3 separate regions of the Homo sapiens genome follow, and all the other regions are linked to region 3. The links are chromatin loops, found by intact Hi-C in ENCODE. Cell type or tissue: gastrocnemius medialis. All regions are shown on one strand.

Region 1 (5,000 bases), 420 kb after region 3:
GTTTTTAGTTACCTTGTTTTTGTGGGTTTTTTCCTTCTGCATTTGGCTTGATGACAGTCTCAAAATTGTTCCAGGCCCTGAATCACAATTTCTTTCCTATTGGGTTCTTTTCCCCTGGATATCTCTTTTCCAGGCCTTATCAATAAGGATCCGTCAGAATATAGGGCAGCCGAGCTTTAGTTGGGCGGTGCTGTGCCCTCAGCCTTGAGCTCTAAGAAAGGCAGCTGCTTTTAGGGAAACTTGAGGGGGCAGTACTACAGCTCCTGAGGCTCTCCCGCCCAGTTTATGTGTGAGGACCGGGAATGTGTATATCCTTGTATGGTTTGAATGTTCCCTCCAAAGCTCGTGTTGAAACTAAATCCCCAATGTGGCAATATTGAGACTCAGGTGGGGCCTATCAGAAGTGATTGGATCATGAGGGTTCTGCCTTTAGGAACAGATTAATCTCTTCATTGATTAACAGATTAAAGGGTTATCTCAGTGGCTTTATGAGCAAAGGAAAGCACGCTCAGCCCCCTTACCACGTGATGCCTTGCTGAGCATGTTCGTCAGTCCCCACCAGCAAGGAGGTCCTCCCCAGAGGCACGCCCTTGACCCTGGACTTCCCAGCCTCCAGAACTGTAAGAAATTCCCTTTCTTTATACATTACCCAGTTTCAGGTATTCTGTTACAAGCAATGGGAAATGGACTAAGACAGCCCTCTAGGTCATGTGGCTCTGATAAAAGTCAGTGGGGAGACTTTAAGCCCATCTGATTCCCAGTCCTGTGCTCCCAGGACACAAGTGGCTCTGAGCCCCTCCTGCCCCTCCTGACAGGTTTCAGGAGGTGGATGCTGTGACCGGCCTGGCCACTCAGTAGGCACGTGTTTACATTGCGCATGTGGGTAAGTAATAAACCAGGAGCAAAAATTACAGACATACAGGATGGGCAGGTGGAGCCCTGCAGCCTCCCTTGAGAGCATGAAAGAAATATTGAATGGGGCTAATGTCATTCTGTCCTCTGACACTGAAGCCAAGAAATAAAATGCCCTACAGAGTGGAGGGGCCTGGAACTCTACACCAGTGTTCTCATTGTATAAACCACAAGGAAATACAGTTTTCCACAGGCCTCCCTGGCTTCTGTCGGAAGCACTGGCTCTCTGGCCTCCTGTCTGCTGTCCCAATGAATATGCAGAGAGAGGCTGGGGCTGAGCTGCAGGTCAGCCATGCTGCGCCTCACCTATTGAAAGAGGGAGCTGGAAGTAAACTCTCCGGCCCCCCAGCTTTGACATCTGTGCCCATCCTAGCCAACTCTCACAGAGCTGGCATGCAGGGTTGGATGAAGGAGCACCCTGGGATCCATAGCACAGGGCAGGGTACAGGACAGCAAGATACAGGCTCCCTGCCAGCCTGGGCTGGCCCCGAGGGGGCTGTAGGTCAGGGATACCACTGAAGATTTGCCCGTTAGGCAGCTGCCGGCCCTGTGCGACTGCCTCCTGGACTGCACCCCAGTGCTGGAGGTGGCCACCTGGGATGGGTGCAGTGGCTGAGGAAGCTGAGGTGACCCTGAGCCTGGAGGAAGGCCAGCTGGGGGCTGTCTGCTGACCACATCCCTGCAGCTGGGCAGCAAGGTCTTCCTGGAAGGGAGTCTAGAGTGCATAGCAGGGTCCACCAATGCTTCTAGAAAGCTGTACATCATCAGTATCATAGTCATCAGTGTCCTTTGTAGAGGGGCTTCTAGGCATCCTACATCTGATATCTCACTTACCAAGGGGGCAACTCAGCCATAAGGAAACTGAGTGAGCTGCCTACAAAGGAGAAGGAAATAGTTTTATAAAAAGAGAAGGCATATAGTCACCAACAGGAGAATGGGAATGGTAGAATCTGGCAGAGCTGCTCTTGGGAGCTGCCTGGGCATGTTGTTCAGAACCACGTGAGAGCATTGCTGACTCTGACCTTGATGCTCCCCGAGGATGAGGGCTGAGCCTGGAGCAACACAGGTGGCAGGGCAGGAAGAGCAGGCCGGCTCCCTGGGGATGGGAACCAGCAGGGAGGCTGCAGCTCCAGGCAGGAGTGACCAGGTAATGTTGGAACATCTGTCTGGACGTTCTGCAAGAGGCTGAGTCAGCAGCCAGCTAGGTGTGATTTAACTGGAGTGCACAGAGCTAGATGGTAAGAGAAAGCACGCATTTTTATTGTCCTGTCAGAAAATAATAATGCTCTTATGGCCAGCGTGGATCTCAGGTGAGCAGAAAATTGCACATTCGTCATTTCCCTACATATCAAGAGCCGGATCCCCCACACCACATGGGTGGGAATTTCCACCAGGGTAGTTCCTGGGCCTCTCCCCACCCTGCCCCAGAGTTTGTCCAAGTTGTCCAGGTTTACGCAGGGCCAAGCCACTGGCGAGCCTCCCAGTGCTCACGGACCCTGCCCCGGGTCCAATCTTCTGCCCAAATGGGCGCAGCCTCTGTTAGGATGCTGGAAGCCGGAGGTGGAGCATTTATACCCACCAGATCCCCAGCTCCCCCAAAGAACAGGACACAGCCCTCCTGCTGGAGGGACACACAGAGAGCCCTTGCAGATGTCCCACATCCAGGGAAATGTGTGTCCCCTGTGCCATTCCTCTCTGTGGGTACACGCTGGAGTGGAGGAGTAAGACAAAGCAGACAGAGAGCAGTTCCATTCCATGATGGCAACCCCAGGATGACAAGGGAGGCAGTGCCAGACGACTGACGCTGTGCCCACTCCCATGCTCTGGAGTCAGGCCTGACAAGGAAGATTTATTTTTGGTACAGGCGATAAGGCATAAAAACCCACGCACCGCACGTGCCTGTGTTTTGTGTGGCATGAATACATGTTAGCCGTGACCAACAAGAACGCAAAGCCATTACTTGGTGCCTGCAGAGGGAGGCCTGGCCAGTTCCTATAGCAGGACAGCAGCCCGAGCTGTCTCCAGGGAGAACCTCCAGCCTGCAGCTTGAGTCACACAGCACAGATCCAAGGCACCACCTGTGCCTATTCAGATTGTCTCATGCTCCAGAGAAGTCCATGGAGTGCCGTCCAGATATTCCAGCCCAACAAACCTTCTAAGGGAGAAGCAGGCGCTGACTGGCCCTCACGGTCCCCTGGCTCTCCACTGGAGCCAGAGTTCCCGACAGGACTTGTGGAACAGAATGTCAGCATTTGCTTTGTCTGGAAAGCTCAAGAGCATGTGGATCCGGCCTCATTCAACGGCCCAGAATATCTGCCCCTGGCATTGGTGAGACATCACCCTGTTCCTGCTAAAAGCACAGCAAGGGCTGCCGATGTCCACAAGGGACCTGCCCGCCAAGGCAGATTCTGTCTCCCGGGTCTTCTGAGCTCTGTCCAGCTGCCAAAAGATAGGCTGTGCCCAGAGGAGGACAAAACATTTTGCCCAAGGACTTTATTATGCAACGACACGAAAAATTACCACGTGAGAGTTTTATTCCTCTGAAAACACATTTTGTTGGAAACATTAAATGTTATGTTATTTCCTATGCTGTATATTTAAATACTTTATTTTTCTGGGCAAAAATGCCAGGAAAATAACTTGCCTCTCTGGAGGAACTACTCTACCTTTTTTTTTTTTTAAAGAACTGGCACTTCAAAAAAAAAAAACCCTTAGCTGTCAAGAAATGAGAGTTAAGTATTAACTCCATGCCAGCATCCACTTTATCTTAGATTCCTGATATATTCATTTCTCTTCCCCACTTTTCTACTAAAGTCTGCCAATGTCCTTGATTTCATTTTAACTCCTTGTGGGAGCATGCCAAGGCACCTGCAAGCCCTTTGAAAGAAAGGGAGGAATTAAAAGTAAATTAGCAGAGGCACTTGTAAGTAAGCAAGCATAAGGCTTGGGATTTGTGCCTCGTCATCTGAAGCAGCCTTGTTGAGGGCCGAGAGCTGGAAATGGCAGGAGAAGAACCCTTGGGCCCTCTCTCTAAGAATCCATGGGCTGTCCAGGAAGCATGGGGTTTCCCAGTCTGGAGCGAGAAGGGTAATAGCAGGGAGCATCAGGTATCCTCATTGTCTACTGCTGTGTAACAAATCGTCCCAAACTGAGTGTCTTAAAACAACCACAGTTATTTTATGCTCACTCCTGGTGTCAGGAAGGCTCAGCTGGGTGGCTCTGGCTTAGGGCTTTCTGCGGTGTAGTCAGACAGTGACAGGAGCTGTCAGGGGCTGGCCAGGCATCTCATCATACAGCCTCAACCCTTCCCATGTGCTCTCTCCCCATGGGATATTTTGTGCTTCCTGGCATTATGGCGGCCACAGGTGGCAGGACTTGTTGGGTGTTATTAACACTCAGGGCTCCAGCAAGAACCTCCCAGCAGCGCTCAGTGTAGAAGCTGCAGTGCCTTTGAGGGCTCATCCTCAGGAGTCAGACACCATCCCAGCAGACACACTGTCTGCTGGACACTGTGGATCCGCCAGTCCTGAAGATGAGCCTGGGTCCCAGGGGAGGAGGCAGACCTCACCCCTCAGGGGTAGGGGTGCTGAAGAACGTGTGGGTGCATCTCAAAACTGCCACCCACAGTATGCAGCAGTCGCTGGCCCCAACCCCAACTGGAAGGTAAAGAGGGATAGGACGGGTGGACTTCTCACTTAGTCCAGAGAGGTGATAACAAAGAATGCTGGAGCTTCTGCTGCTGGCCAGGCGTGTCTCTACAGAGAGGCAGTGCTGGAGAAGAAAAACACACTTCACTCTGAGAACAATCCACCACTCAGCATGTGCCACACAGACCCTCTCCCACAACCCTGCCAGCCCCTCACCGTGGGCCAAGTATATATGTCTGGATCTGGCTAGGATCACTGCACTACCAAGAAAGGGGCAGCCTGTAGGCCCTGCTACGGCCTGTGCCTGCCAGGAGCACGCTTAGCTTTTGCTTTAGGGTACAATGAGGACACTAGAGTCTAATTGCCCTCTGGCTCTGGGGCTAAGAGACACCACAATATGTGCTTTCACATTTTAAAAAATTTAATTTAAAAAAAATCATA
Region 2 (5,000 bases), 160 kb after region 3:
TTAAAAAAAAAAAAAAAAAAAAAACACAACAAAAACAGTCTAAAGCACTGGGCGCAGTGGCTCACGCCTGTAATCCCAGTACTTTGGGAGGCTGAGGCAGGCAGATCACCTGAGGTCTGGAGTTTGAGACCAGCCTGGCCAATATGGTGCAACCTTGTCTCCACTAAGAATACAAAAATTACTCAAGCGTGGTGGCAGATGCCTATAATCCCAGCTACTCGGGAGGCTGAGGCAGGAGAATTGCTTGAGCCCAGGAGGCAGATGCAGTGAGCCGAGATCGTGCCATTGCATTCCAGTCTGGGTGACAAGAGTGAGACTGTCTCAAAAAATTTAAAAAAATTTTAAAAAGTGCCTGGTCTGAAGGATAAAATCCAAAGTCCCAGGGTAGCAATGCCTGGCATGCCTGGCTCCCATGCCTCAGCTGGGCCCTTCCTCTCCCTCCACCCCCCTGGGCTTTGCAGAGGGTTCCCTGCTCCCTGCCTCTGCACCTCTGTGCATGCCCTTCCTCCTCCCCTCCCCTGTGATGTCATTCTTGGGAGGCGCTCTCCAGCCTGCCTAGGATGAGGTAGCACTTCTCCCTTTGCTGCCTCCATAGTCCTCTGCAGCTTCATGGTAGAATAGTGGCTTCTCTCTGCTGTCTGGAGTGTGAGCCCTCTGTATTCCCACTCCTGGCATGGGCCTGGGACCTGGCACAAAGGAACAGCCTGTAGTTGGCTATGCATGGATGTAAGAACCTAAGGTGGGTGCATAGACTTGAGAGGGATGACACATGGACTTGCAATAGTCTCAATGGGTCTTCTATTCAGGAACCAGAAAAGCAGCCCAAACATAGCCTTTTCCGAACAGAGCTCACTAAAGAGGTTACTTACCCCAACACTCGGTAAGCTTTGAGTGACTTGCCTGATTTGATTAAATGCCTATGCTTTAATGTTATTTCTTTCTAAACATACTTGATTTATTCAGAAGGAGGAGCTGAAATCATAGAAAAAAACATTTTGTCCTACAAGGATTTTTTCAATGTCATAAATAAAATACATTTACAATACTTCAACCTTTAGATGCTTGGAAAACAGACCCCCGGGTGACAAAAAGAGTTGTAGCACATGAATATCGGTTTGTGTTACAAGCCAAATATTAAATAAAGGTAAGGAGTCATAAAATAAAAATGTTTACAGCCCTTGGCTGAGTCTGTGAATTTCACACACCTAATAGATCATCTGAAACACTCCAGAGGAAGACGAGACCCAGAGAGCAGACCTGACCAACCCAAGCCAGCAGAAAACACAGTCAAGGGTACCAGATGCTATAAGGAAACCCAGTCACCATGTGGGCTATTGGAACCTCTGCTTCTCCCCATAGCCTGTTTTCTCTAGCAAATGCCCTTGAAAGCTAATCAATAAAGAAAGTCATACATGTTATTCCTCCTGAAAAAAAGTAGCAGCAATAAGTAATAACTCCAATGTCTGGGGAGGGAAAGAGGTGCAAGGTCCCCCCAAAGGTGGGGCAGGGAGGGGGACATGATCAAAGAATCATGTCCCCAAGATCAAAGGCATCCTCTGGAGCCCTGACTGCAGGTGGGAGGATACAGCAGGAGCCCCTGTGAGTTGTGCTCTCACAACCACCACAGGCGCAAAGGATTTCCAGCTAGGATGAATGCTCAGAGGCACAGCCCCAAAGGCAGGTCCCACCCAAGGAGTCTGTGTTCCTTTTCTTTTTCTCAATCCACGTCCAGTGCATTAGAGTTGGTGCAGGGGTACACAAGACAATGCTGGGATTCCTTAGGGGGTGTTTGCTTTGCAAAGGAGGGTAGGTAACCTGACTCAGGAGGTCTTCAGGGTGCAGACACATGGAAATGCTATTTTAAGTCTAGCAGGTGGTGGAAACCACGTATAGTAGGAACAACTTCAGGGCTCTCCAGACAGCCACTGTCTTACTCAGTGGCCCATTATTCTCACCTGGCCTGTTCTAACTGCTCCTGTCATACCCCTGGATCCCTTCTCACACATGCCCACTGAAATCTATCATCACCACGGGCTCCTCCTAGAACATCTGGGCTTTTTTCGCTCTATTGCTCTAAAGCTGCTGCAGCACACACATTGTTAAAGAGACATAACCCTCCTCCTAATCTGTAGGACACTGCACAAAAAAGTCCAGTTGCTGAGCTTGGGGGAGGCTGGTTCGCACCCCGTCATTCAAGACCCTCCTCTTCAACTTCCATCTATCCACAGCCAGCCCCGCTGCGCTTCCTCAGCTCCCACACTCCAGCCTTGTGCCTCAGAGTCTGGCCCATTCCTTCTTTCCTCCCTCATCTTTCTCTCACAGCATCTCTCACTTTTCTGGATTTCTGAATTTCTGTGTCGGCCCGGGCTGCAGTCATCTTGAGACTTGCCTTGGGGAAGATCCACTCCTGAGGTTCACGCATGTGGCTGCTGGCAGGTGCTCAGGTTCTTATGGCTGTTAGCAAAAGACATCAGCCCCTTTCCACATGGGCAACTCACAACATGGCAGTGTGATTCAGTAGAGCAGGTGAGCTGTGAAGACTTGATGGGAGAGGTGGGTGCAAAGAGGGACAGACAGAGGGAAGTCACAGTCTTTCAATCACCTACTCTCAGATGTGACCTCTCTTCCCCTTTTCCGTATTCTATGTTAGAGTTAAGCCATAAGTCCTGCCCACCCCCATGGGGAGGGAACCCCAGGACTGTGAGCATCAGCGTAGCTTTCCCCGTCATTCACTCCAAGCAAGGTGTAGGGGTCTCCTTCACAGCCAAGCGCATCCTGTGTCATGCTATCTTTCACTCTCCAGTCCTTTCTGGATCTCCCTGCTTTCTCTGGGGCCAAATACCTTTCTTTATTTTTCCTTTATTTCTGAGTTTCTGGCTTCTGCCCTGCCCAGAACCCCTAGGTCTGCTAGAAAGCTGCCTTCCACACTTCCACATGGCTGGGGTGATGATAATACGACGGTGAATGTATCTGGTTTATTTCTTTTAGAAGCTCCCATACATTCCATATGTGTGATCTCATTAGCCTCCTAGCATCTCTGCAAACCAGAAGAGTGACAGGTGTTTACAAGGAGGGCATGGGCCTTAAGTAATCTCTTCAAAATTATAGGGTGAGTCACAGGGAGCACAAGGACTTAAATAGAAACTGCTTGGCTTGCAATGTGGTCCTTTTTCCACTCAGTTGATTGGCAAAGAGTTATTGCTTTTCTTCCACCAAGAAATGGGTGTTTACACCACCCAGATAAGCATGTTCCAAAATCTCCAGCACTCACCGACTGGGGCCAAGACAAAATCACCATTTTTTAGCCTGGCACAGTAGGTTCCCCATGCAATAATAGCTCTTCGTCCATGACAGGCCTCCCCACTTTTATCAGCCCCTTACCCACTATTTGAACCCTATACTACAGCTGAATTGCTGTAGCTCTTAGGGATGGTTGCTGCACCTGGACTGCCTCCCAAGACCCAGGATCATGGCAAACTGCACTCTTCCTCCAACCCTCAGCTCAGATGCTAAGCCCTTTCTCTTCCAGGACCAGTTGTAATGATTTCTGTCCATGATTTTAGTCATGAAACTGAGAGCAAAGCATGTGCCTTTTAATCTGCAATTTCAGCTTAAGCAGTGTTCTGCTTATTAGCTTTATTTTGCTAATTTGTTGTTGTTGCTGTTTGTTGTTGTTGTTGTTTGTTTTTTGTCTGTTTGTTTGTTTTTTGAGACAGGGTCTCACTCTGTCACCCAGACAGGAGCGCAGTGGCATGATCTCAGCTCACTGCAACCTCTGCCTCCCAGCCTCAAGCGATTCTCCTGCCTCAGCCTCCTGAGTAGCTGGGATTACAGGTGCGCACCACTACAGTCCGGCTAAGTTTTTGTGTTTTTAGTAGAGATGGGGTTTCACCATTTTGGTCAGACTCATCTTGAACTCCTGATCTCAAATGATCCACCCACCTTGGCCTCCCAAAGTGCTGGGATTACAGGTGTGAGCCACCCTGCCCAGCCTATTTTGCTCATTTGTGAGTCAGGAATTTGAAAAGAGCTGGCTGGGAAGCTTTAGCTTAGAGCCTCTCATGGGTGACCATCAGATGTCATCCAAAGGCTTGGTGGGCTGTCCTTGCACGATGTCTTGCTCACATGGCTGGCAGGTGCACAGGCTGCTGGGTGCAGCTGGACTGGGGCTGTCAACTACAGTGTGTACCCATGGCATGGTGATCTTAAAGTAATCATACTTCCTACATGGATTGTGGCTTGTCCTGGTCTTCAGAGAACCAGGCAGAAGCATGGCTTTCCTGACTGAGCCATGAAAGTCATTCAGCACCAATTCCACTGCATTCTGTTAGTCACGAGTGAGTCACGAGGCGAGTCCAGATTCAAGGGGATGAGAACGAGGCTTCACCTCTTGATGAGGAATGTCAAGGTCACCTTGCAGAAGAGCACATGAGACAAGAGAAATTGTTGCAGACTTCTTTGGAAAATATAATCTATGATGAGTGGCATGGTACTTTTGCTTAGTAATTACTTTATAAATATTGAATGACCATAAATGAAGCTTTTCTCTACCCTAGCCACTTGGCAAAAATGAACTGTAACAGAGTGCGGTGGTTCCAGCCATTCTAGATAGGCTTTCTCTGTGCTTGCTGCTGAACCACCATCAGAAGTCCCAGATGCTGCTTAAAAAGGCAGATTTTTAGACACCACTCCAGACTCATCAGCTGGCGCCTCTAAGGGTATTGTCAAACGTGTGTATTTTAACCAATCTCCTGCCCCAGGACAATTCTAACGTGCTACCCAGAGGAGATGGAGGAAAAATTCCACAAGAGGTTGTATTAGTTACCTATTGCTGGGTGGAACATGCCTCCAGGACTTAGCGATTTAAAGCAGCAACCACTTATTATATCCTGATTTCTGTGGGTCGGGAGTCTGGGTGTGGCTTAGCTGGGTGTCTCTGACCCTGGGTCGCTCACAGGGCCACAGTCAAGGTGTGGGCCCAGGCTGCAGTCATCTCGAGG
Region 3 (5,000 bases):
GGGAACACGTCATGTTGAAATGGAAGGAAATTAGGTAGTAACTCAAATCCACACTAACAAATAAAAGGCCCTGTTAATGTGACAACATAGGTAAAAGTAAAAAACAGTATAAAGGTACTTTTGGTTCATAACTTCTTTCTTTTTTCCTTTTTTTTTTTTAGATGGAATCTTACTCTGTTACCCAGGCTGGAGTGCAGTGGTGTGATCTTGGCTCACTGCAACCTCTGCCTCCTGGGTTCAAGCGATTCTTCTGGCCTCAGCCTCCTGAGTAGCTGGGATTACAGGCACACACCAGTGTGCCCAGGTAGTTTTTGTATTTTTAGTAGAGACAGGGTTTCGCCATGTTAGCCAGGCTGGCCTTGAACTCCTGGCCTCAGGTGATCCACCCGCCTTGGCCCCCGAAAGTGCTGGGATTATAGGCATAAGCCACCGCACCCAGCCATTTCTTTCTTTTTTTCTGTCTGATTTAAAAGACCACTACATAAAACAGTAATTCTAAATCTTGAGTGATGGGCACACAATGTATAAAGATGTAATCTGTAACAATAGCAGCATGAAGGTGGGAGGGAGGATCAAAGATCATAGAAGCAAAGTTTTTGTATACCTGTGAAATTAATTTGGCGTTAACTCAAACTAGACTGTCATAAACTAAGATGTTTCTTAACGGGAGAAGCAGGGAGGAAAGAGCACCAGAGATTCTGGTCTACATGGTCTGTGCTGAGGTCTCAGTTGTATTCATTTCCTGTTGCCACTGTAACAAATTACCATAAACTTAGTGGTTTAAAATAACAGATTTATGATCTTGCAGTTCTGAAGGTCAGAAGTTCAAAATTAGTTTCAGTGGACTAAAATCAAAGTGTTGGCAGGCTGCATTACTTCTGAAGGATCTAGAGGAGAATCAATGTCTTTGCTTTTCTCAGTTTTTAGAGGTCATCTACATTCCTTGACTCAGACCTCACATGACTCTGATCTCTGCTTCCATCTTCACATTTTCTCTGGCTCTTAACTGCCTGCCTCCCTCTTATAAGCAATCCTTGTGATTTTATTTAGTACCCACCAGGTGATCAGGATAACCTCCCCATCACAAGATCCTTAACCAAATCACATCTGCAAAGTTCTTTTTACCATGTAATTGTCTTAATCCATTTGGGCTGTTAAAACAAACGATCATAAGCTGGGTGCTTACAAAAAACAAACTTTCAGCCAGGCGCGGTGGCTCATGCCTGTAATCCCAGCACTTTGGGAGGCCAAGGTGGGTGGATCATTTGAGGCCAGGATTTCGAGACCAGCCTGGCCATCATGGCGAAACCCCGTCTCTACTAAAAATACAAAAATTTGCCAGGCATGGTGGCACGGGCCTGTAGTCCCAGCTACTCAGGAGACTGAGGCATGAGAATTGCCTGAACCTGGGGTGGGGGCGGGGAAAGGGGGTAGTGGGGAGGGATGTGGGCGGAGGTTGCAGTAGGCTGAGATGGCTCTACTGCTTTCCAGCCTGGGCGACAGAGCGAGACTTTGTCTTACACACACACACACACACACACACACACACACACACACACACACAATTATTTCTCACAGTTCTTGAAGCTAGGAAGTCCAAAATCAAGGTACCTGGAGGTTTGGTGTCTGCTCAGGACCCACTTCCTGGTTCACAGACTGTGCTTTCTTCCTGCACCTTCACATGGTGGAAGGAGCAAGGCAGCTCTCTGGGGCCTCTCTGACAATGGTACACATCCCATTCATGAGGGAAGAGTCTGCCTGAATTACCTCCCAAAGACCCCACCTCCTGATACCACGACACTGGTGATTAGGTTTTCAAACTACAATTTTTGGGGGGACACAAATATTTAGACCACAGCAGTAACATATTCATAGGCTCCAGGCATGCAGAAGTGGACATCTTCGCGGACTTTATTCAGCTCACCACATGAGACACAAGTGGTCTATAAGTCTCCCTGTGCGATGCTGAAGTGCAACCAGGGTTTAGAATTACCCAGGCAGAGTCTGGGATGCTCACACCTAACAGAGCCTTCAAGCCTCCAGGAGCTTCATTAGCCTGACCCACACCCACTCCAGACTTCCAGAATCAGGATCTCTGGGGGTGCAGTCTGGGACTGTCACTTTTTAAAGTTCTCCCACGTGATTCTTATGTGCCCAGGGTTGTAAATCCTCTCAGAGGAGACATCAGCAGTCCATACAGCCCAACACACCACAGAGTAAAGTCCCCTGAGAAGTTTCAAGAATCCCTGGACACTTGGTGACATTCAGAGGCCAGGGTTCCAGGTAGACCTGCACCTGCTCCTTCAGGCGTGTCTTTTTGGCAGAACTTCTCAGGTAATTCTGATGCCCATGAAGGTTGACCGGTTGTCCTGTGGAGGGCAGCACTGGCCTACAGATGGATCTAAGCAGCCCCAGCCAATCAGGCTGTTTATATGCAGAGTGACGCATGTGGCCAAGGAGATGTTACACGTGTAAAGGCTTTGCTTTGGAGCGAGCTCTTAAAGGAAATGATTTCTTTCAGAGCCAAACTCAGACACCTAGCAGGGAACAGTTTGAAAAGGTCACCATATACTTGACCCTTGGTAAAAGATAGGGAGCCTCCAAAGATGGAGATGTGTCTGCAGGACTTAATTGTTGAAGAATCACAAAGATCCTCTCTAAACTATTTCAAAATAATACCATCTAGTGTTGCTGTAATTTGTGCTATTAAAGGAAAAGTTACATGAAGGGGAATATATCTTAGCATGACAAAAATGCAAATTTAGAGTGTGAAGTTAGTTCCATTTTTTTAAATTCAGAATCACAGTAGAAAAAAATGTAAAAATTATTTAAAAATTAGAGATAGAAAAAACTCTGAAGACATCTTGTAAAACAGATAACCTGCCTCATAAAGCTACATGGTAGCTTCTCAAACTTCTCTTATTCTATCTGAAAATGGAAACATGGCTCCTTGTCCAGTGTACTCATATTGAGGTGTAGTGAAGATCAATAAGGGATATACAAATTAACCATTCAAAGTATTACAAGCAAAGGGCAAACAATGTGTCTGTCATTTAAAAAGTTAGGATTGGCCTTGCGCAGTGGCTCATGCCTGTAATTCCAGTACTTTGGGAGGCAGGCCCAGGAGGGCGGATCACGAGGTCAGGAGATTGAGACCATCCTGGCTAATACAGTGAAACCCCGTGTCCACTAAAAATACGAAGAATTAGCCGGGCGTGGTGGTGGGCGCCTGTAGTCCCAGCTACTCAGGAGGCTGAGGCAGGAGAATGGCATGAACCCGGGAGGCGGAGCTTGCAGTGAGCCGAGATCGGGCCACTGCACTCCAGCCTGGGTGACACAGCGAGACTCACTCTCAAAAAAAAAAAAAAAAAAAAAAAGAATTTATCGAGATAAACAGGGAAAACTATATTTTAAAGATCATCTGCTTATTTCCACATTTTTTAGTTGGATATATGAAATGTGCAATTAACTATCAACATAAAAAGTTGACTAAGATACTCAAAACTGAAAATCCTAAAATACCTACAGAAATAAATGAAACTAACATGGTTCTTAAGCCCCAAACTTAAGCAAGCACTCACATATTTGTCTCTGGCAGCCTGGCATATCAGCCATGTCTGAACGCCGCTAAATTTGATTCTTACTTTACCTACAGGCAAATAGCAGCATATGACTGTCTCTACAACATTCTTGACCTATAAATCTTCAAAGCAACAATGCTCTACTACAAAAGGAAAAAAAAACCAAGACCACGAGTAACCCATCTTCAAACTGTCACTCTAATCCTTTCTCTGACTGTCAGATTAAAGGTTGCTGCTGTCTGGAGGTCTGTGGCTTCAAATTAGAGATGAGATCATCAAAAAAGCTTAAATTCAAACTTCAGATTGCTGGCTTCACTATGCTCCTTGGTGAGAAAATAAATACGTAAATAGTTACCCATTAGACATGCTATCAAGAATAAGAATGAATCCTGCATACATGTAAAATATCAATAATAAGATATCAATAAACTTATTGACAATATTACAGGACACTCATGTCCAGTGGTGGTTAAAAATCCAGCCTGACCTTACAGTAGACATTGAGCTACATGCCAGTCAGTGATCAAGATCAAGGGAGGCAAGCTCTAGCCCCCACATCCAAATCCAACACAGCCTACTTGTGTATACAGCCTGTGAGCCGAGATGCTCTCTGGATTTTCAGTGAATGAAAACACATGAAAAGAACAAATACACTTTATGACCAATGAAAAACAAATGACATTCAAATTTCAGTATCCTTAAAGTTTTGTTGGGACTCAGTCACGTTTATATCTTTGGAGATTATCTATGGCTGGTTTCAGGCTATAAGGGCAGAGTAGCGTAGTTGTGACAGAGACCATATGGCCTACAAACCTGAAGATACTTGCTATCTGAGCTTTTATGGAAAAACATTGGTTGACCCCTGTTATAGACCATGGGCTTCAACCCTGGCTGGACAATGCAATCATTCTGAGAGTATTTAAAAGAACTGATGGGCAGGCCCTTCAGAGAAAGCTTTATACTAATTGGTCAGTTTTGATCTGGAAGCCCATGAAAGTTGATCGGTTGCCCTGTGGAGGACAGCACTGGCCTGCAGATGGATCTAAGTAGCCCAGCAGAACAGGCTACTTGTCGAGAGAACCAGATAAGTAAGTGTAATTTCAAGTTGCCCAGCCCTCCCCTTGGCCCTCTTCCCACCACCCTTGGCTTCTGAATATTTCCTTTGTGAGATTCTTTCTACAACAATGCCTTCCCAGGGAACATCCTTTGCTGCCTACCCTCCTCCGACAGATGTGCAAAGATGTGCACACTCAAAACACACCATCTCTCAAACATGCACGTGTGCACACGTGCACATATAAACCTGCAAACACACATGCATATATATTTACACACACACCGCTTGTGTGATCTCTGGAGCTCAAAAAAGTGGAAAGAGGATTCTATTAAATTAAGATTGTGAGTTTCTTATCCAAATTA

The links. Hi-C counts contacts between places; a loop is a spot of excess contacts. Peaks named below come from ENCODE experiments on the same cell type or tissue, not always from the same donor. Only the 100,000 strongest peaks of a DNase experiment are listed, where the experiment ranks them.
Region 1: it touches region 3 in a loop (7-fold over the local background); 5 of 110 quality-filtered maps call a loop at or near these places.
Region 2: it touches region 3 in a loop (2.6-fold over the local background); 6 of 110 quality-filtered maps call a loop at or near these places.

The regions. Positions count from the first base shown.
Region 1 is chr9:89,683,302-89,688,301 of GRCh38, reverse strand. The region is part of intron 3 of LINC03062 (long intergenic non-protein coding RNA 3062); the gene reads right to left. Among named protein-coding and RNA genes, the nearest start is that of LINC03062, 46 kb to the right of the region's middle. RefSeq lists an enhancer at 1,987-2,558. In gastrocnemius medialis, no CTCF peak of the experiment used is centred here; DNase peaks (open chromatin) are centred at 2,981 and 3,267; H3K27ac peaks cover 3,059 bases.
Region 2 is chr9:89,940,133-89,945,132 of GRCh38, reverse strand. No RefSeq gene overlaps it. Among named protein-coding and RNA genes, the nearest start is that of MIR4290, 81 kb to the left of the region's middle. In gastrocnemius medialis, no CTCF peak of the experiment used is centred here; a DNase peak (open chromatin) is centred at 3,123; H3K27ac peaks cover 986 bases.
Region 3 is chr9:90,099,872-90,104,871 of GRCh38, reverse strand. No RefSeq gene overlaps it. Among named protein-coding and RNA genes, the nearest start is that of MIR4290HG, 61 kb to the right of the region's middle. In gastrocnemius medialis, a CTCF peak has its summit at 2,364 (motif pointing right); a DNase peak (open chromatin) is centred at 2,391.